Linked DNA regions of Homo sapiens: region 2 is linked to region 1. The links are chromatin loops, found by intact Hi-C in ENCODE. Cell type or tissue: Caco-2. All regions are shown on one strand. Links, peaks and the distances in the headings refer to the core of each region. The heading gives the core; the rest is flanking DNA.

Evidence for each region. A loop is a pair of places that touch in the nucleus more often than their neighbours do. Peaks named below come from ENCODE experiments on the same cell type or tissue, not always from the same donor. Only the 100,000 strongest peaks of a DNase experiment are listed, where the experiment ranks them.
Region 2: it touches region 1 in a loop (5-fold over the local background); 2 of 110 quality-filtered maps call a loop at or near these places.

The regions. Positions count from the first base shown.
Region 1 is chr12:93,121,560-93,124,360 of GRCh38, reverse strand. All of the region lies in intron 3 of LOC643339 (a long non-coding RNA gene), which reads left to right. It also overlaps the pseudogene NACAP8. Among named protein-coding and RNA genes, the nearest start is that of LINC02412, 51 kb to the left of the region's middle. In Caco-2, for the core only: no CTCF peak of the experiment used is centred there; DNase peaks (open chromatin) are centred at 1,430 and 1,720; H3K4me3 peaks cover 694 bases.
Region 2 is chr12:93,041,541-93,044,341 of GRCh38, reverse strand. The region is part of intron 3 of LOC643339 (a long non-coding RNA gene); the gene reads left to right. Among named protein-coding and RNA genes, the nearest start is that of LINC02413, 52 kb to the right of the region's middle. In Caco-2, for the core only: no CTCF peak of the experiment used is centred there; DNase peaks (open chromatin) are centred at 1,441, 1,831 and 2,161.

The DNA.
Region 1 (2,801 bases), core at 159-2,658:
GCTTCGGATACCTATATCGTTTTGGCAGAAGCCAAGATTGAAGATTTATCTCAGCAAGCACAAGTAGCAACTGCTGCGAAATTCAAAGTTCAGGGTGAAGCTGTCTTAAATGTTCAAGAAAACACACAGACTCCAACTGTACAAAAGGAGAGTGAAGAGGATGAGGTTGATGAAACAGGTGTAGAAGTTAAGGACATAGAATTGGTCATGTCACAAGGGAATGTGTCCAGAGCAAAGGCAGTTGGAGCCTGGAAGAACAAAGTAATAATATTGTAAATGCTATTATGGAATTAACAGTGTAACCATCTGAAAGCAACTTTTATTGGTGTCTCAAATGAGTGACTGCAGCTTGGTTTGAAATTTGTACTGCTTCTATCATAAATAAAGTTATGGCTTCTTGTTGGATGAAAAAAAGAAAAGAGTGCATTGTTATTTTTGATATTTTGGTTCAGTCTGTATACCATGTGTCATTTTGCCTTTGCCTCTTATGTGTAATAAACCATTCTACTTTTTTTTTTATTTATTTTTTTTTGAGATGGAGTCTTGCTCTGTTGCCCAGGCTGGAGTGCAGTGGTGTGATCTTGGCTCACTGCAACCTCCACCTCCCAGCTTCAAGCAATTCTGCCTCAGCCTCCCGAGTAGCTGGGATTACAGGTGTGTACCACCATGCCTGGCTAATTTTTTTGTATTTTTGGTGGAGACAGGGTTTCACCATGTTAGCCTGGCTGGTCTCGAATTCCTGACCTCAAGTGATCCGCCCGCCTCGGCCTCCCAAAGTGCTGGGATTACAGGCATGAGCCACTGCACCCAGCCCTAATTTTTGTATTTTTAATAGAGGTGGGGTTTCACCATGTTGGCCAGGCTGGTCTCAAACTCCTGACCTCAAATAAGGCCGCCCGCCTCGGCCTCCCAAAGTGCCTGGATTGCAGGCATGAACCACCATGCCCGGCCTTTATTTTCACTTACTATATTTTTCTAAGGACTCTGAGAAAAGTGGATAGTGTTCCCTACATTCATTGAAATGGTAGCTCTTAACATGAACTTCTACATGGTGTTATTACCTGACTACTTTGCAAATTGCATTTAGGTATTTTGAGTAATTGCTTCAGATAATTAATAATAATAATACTTATTAAGCAGAATAGTTCCTATCTCTGCACAGAGATTTGTTCTGAAAACTCAAGTCCCGTGAAACGGTACTCTGAAACCCCAGAATCATATTTCAAAACAGTTTTGACAACTGTCTTATATGTTGTAAAGATTAGCTAAGGAGAGTCATGTGCACAGGAAAAGCTAATTTGCAAAGCACATCAATAATTCAGGAATGATGTAAAACCTAACTCCTTTAGCCTTGTTAGCAAGTCGACTGCTTTGAGTGTCCACTGTGAGGCATTCTGGGAAACGAAAGGGGTCACAGAATTGGCCTCCTTGCAAATGAGCTCAAGCTAACTGGACTAGCAGGTCTAGGAAAGAGAAGTTACCTGGGCTAGGAACTGTATGAATACCGGCCCTCCCTTTCTACAGTGGAATCTTTTGAAGGTTAAGCAACAGTAAATAATCAACTAAGAATTTCTCAGAGTTGCTGCATTTACCTTCCTCTGCTTTTTTTTTTTTCTTTGCCCATGAAGATGAAGCAACTTTGGAATGAGAGCAATATTTCCTTTTAGGACTCCCTGCTTCAGACACGCAGAGAACAAGCTCAGGCCTGGCCTGGCTGGCAGAGACTGCCTGCGGGAGAGAGCTGGGCTTCAGGTATGGGTGAGGGATGGTGAGTTAGAATTTAACAGAAGGGGAGGAGAAGAAAACTCATTTGATTTTGTAAGTTTCCACACAGGCCTTTCAGCAACATCTATCAGCAAAAGAGAGGCAACAGAATCTTGCACCTTGAAAGTCACTGGGGGCAAAGAGGGTCCAGGAGTCAGCTCCTGGAATATCAGCTATAGTACAAAAAGGAAATAAGTAATGCAAAGGAAAAAGCAATACACATATGTAGAGAGACTGATCTAGAAGATCTGGCCTTGGTATCTGGGGATTGGTAATGATGTCATGGTGGTTAGCTCAGACGAGATGATGGATGATGAGTCCACTTGTATGCATCTGTATTACAAACGCAAATAAAACTTGGAATGATGTGAGTTGGCAGAAAAAACAAAGTCAATCTGTTCATTAGTGTTCTCTCCACAATGTGAAGGGGGAAAAGAGCTATTTTTTTGTGTCCAGGGAATATTGAGTTATATATAATATTCATTCAGCAAACATTTATTGAGTAATGACTGTTTGCCAGGCACTATGCTAGATGCTGAGAATGCAAGAATTGTACAAAGCCCCTCCATTGCCCACTCTCGATAAGAGGACAGCCAGAGCCAGTCACCTTTTTTGTACTATGTTTCTCTTAAGGTAAGGACAATCACGGCTCAGAACAAAAGTGCTTATCACATGTTGGTAGGCAAGTTTGCAATAATTCTTTTTCTTTGTAATGGTTTTATTACAAGCCCTGTAGTAAAACTTGGAAGATCTTTTTATGTTAGAAATCTCTCCTCTGCTACTGAATACTAAAGACTTTAGTCAAGTCTTTTAATTTCTCTGGGACTAAGTTTAAACATTTATAAAATCAGGTAATGGAAAGTAAAACTAGACTGATTTAATGAATCCTGGCTTAGGACAAGCAATAAGAGGAGGTTGAGGGCAGACAGCCACTTACTAGACACTTACAAACAGTAGGACTTCAGACTCCTTAGCTCTCAAAGTCTCTTAAAGTCTTGGTTTCTTCATTTGAGAAATGGGGATAATGCAATTCTTGT
Region 2 (2,801 bases), core at 299-2,798, 80 kb after region 1:
AAATGGCTACAAAAGTCCATTTTCTCCATTTGCATCTGTGAGATTTTAACTTATGGAGGTACGGACTGAGTGACGACAAGGAGAGGCCGATGCTATTGAAAGTAGAATTTATTACTTGCTCTTCTGAGAGGAGAAACGCCACATCATGCAGATTCTGTCAGAAGGGACAAAGGAGCGAGGGGAACACTTAGGCTAGAGCCTTGTTTCTGCAGGAAAGGTAAGGCAGGGCAAACAGTTCAGCTTTGCCTAGTTTGAATAATCCCAGCAGGCTTTGGTTTATCTAGGTGGTCTGTGGTTGCCTAATACCTGGCCCTGAGATAATTTAGCTCAGGGGAAATATTGGCTAGTGTGTGAGAGATAGATAAGGAGGTGGTTGGTGAATATGGGCTTGAGTTTGGTTGGTTTGTGTGTGAAAGGCATGCTTATAGGCAAGTTATTATCCTTAGGAATTAGATAGCCCCGGGAGGGGTGGTCTCTTCTGGGGTCTGTAAATTCCCCAAAATGTTGAAATACCAAAAGATATCTAAAATTAAAAACATGATTGATATACTCATTCATCGGGCCCCACCTTCATTCCCTAGCTCCTACCCCTCATGGCTGTCTGAAAGTAGATGAAGTCATAGGTATCAAGTGCACATGTCCAGCAGTTTTGGGTAGAAAAGCAAGAGCAGCCTGGTGCTGGTGGCTCACGCCTGTAATCCTAGCACTTTGGGCGGCTAGGGCTGGAGGATCACTTGGGTCCAGGAGTTTGAGAACAGCCTGGGCAACATAGCAAGACCCTGTCTCAAAAAAAGGAAGGAGGGAAGGAAGGAAGGCAGGAAAGAAGGAAGGGAGGGAGGAGGGAGGGAGGGTGGGGGAAGGGAGGAAGGGAGGAAGGAAAGAACTTGTAGGCTATGGTGAAGGATACTAAAAGTAGCTTTGTATTTTTTCTCAGATTCTGGGGTGTCACACATTTTACAATCTGTTTACAGCCTGCACAGGGAAAAGAAGAAGAAAAGCAATGACAAAGAAAAAAGTTATGAGAAAACCTCCTACCACACAATCTATTTTTCAGTAGCACTACTAGGCAACCTGTAAATTCACATCAGGCCTGCAGCTGCCTGTTGCCAGTTTAGAATCCTGGTTGCCATTCTAGGAAGAAGTCTATGTTATAACTGCAGATTTCACCTCATAAAAACAAATACCACCCAACTCCTGCCCACACAAGAGCATTTATGTTGTGAATTATTCACTGTATCTAATTTTCTTTTTGGGTAGATATTTTTGTAAGAGGTGTAAAATATTTAACAGACTGAATCAACTCTCGTGCAGTGTTTTACAGCTACTTTGACTTAATAACCTGTATACATATTCCTGAGCCTTGAGTATATCATACAATGATGGTTCATGCTCACTTTCCATGGCCACGTGCGGCCAAATAAACTGCAAACTCAGGCGTGGCTCCAGTTTTATTGCCACAGTCTCAAGGCACTATTCACACTGCAACTTATCTTCTATGTGTTAATGGGTGTCTTGCTGATAAAGGTCATCCGCATTAGATACAGCAAAACAAATCTTGAGACCACAGAGTTGGAAGTATTGCATTTATTCTCAACACTGGACAAAGGTGTTTTCCTTCCTTCCGTCCTTCCTTTTCTCCCTCCCTCCATCCCTTCCTGCTCTCCCCTCCCCTCTCCTTCCCTCCCTCCCTCCCTCCCTCTCTCCTTTCCTTCCTTTCTTCCTTTTGTTCTTTCTTTTTTTTTTTTTAACAGAGTTTTACCATGTTGCCTAGGCTGGTCTCAAACTACTGAGCTCAAGCAATCCACCCGCCTCAGCCTCCCAAAGTGCTAGGAATACAGACATGAGTCACCACACCCGGCCAGTGTTTTCATTCTTTCTAATGATACTAGACATATACATTGCTTTGATCTCTAAAATTTGATCTCTCTAAATATTTATTGAGTATCTACTCGGTTATAAGCTCCTCAAAGGCCTGTTCATATTTTTATATTCCTTTCATAAGCAGTGAACTGTATCAGGCACATACTGGGAACTAAAATGAATACTTAATCAGGTATTTGTTTTACGGCAGCGTTTCCCAAAGTGTATGCCCATGGTCCACTGAAGGTTGACAGGATCCATGTGATGGGCACTGAATGAATAAATTAAAAAATGCGAGCCTGGGGCGGTGGCTCATGCCTGTAATCCCAGCACTTTGGGAGGCCCGAGGTGGGTGGATCACCTGAGGTCAGGAGTTCAAGACCAGCCTGGCCAACATGGTGAAACCCCGTCTCTACTGAAAATACAAAAGTTAGCCAGGCGTGGTGGCAGGCGCCTGTAGTCCCAGCTACTCAGGAGGCTGAGGCAGGAGAATCACTTGAACCTGGGAGGCGGAGGCTGTAGTGAGCCAAGATCGCATCATTGCATTCTAGCCTGCGCGACACAGCGAGACTCCATCTCAAAAAAAAAAAAAAAGTATATATATATAAAATATATATTTAAAAGTTTTAAATTTGATTTGCTGTGTTGTCTTGTAAGACATAATTCTATTTTTTCCCTTATAAGAGCTTTGGGATCTTTAAATAAGTGATCTTTATCATTGACATAATTGTAAAATGCTTTTGAGTTCCACCCCCAATTTCCAACTAAAACAAAATCCACCATTGGTTGTACTGCCAGAAAATTAATTTTAAGCTTTGCCATGATGTGTTTATCCCTGTGGGAGTGTGCCCTTGCATGGGAACAATGCTGTCTTGTCTGTAGCAATGAAAAAAAGATTGAGATATATTCACTGTATACTATACATTGAACACTTACTATGT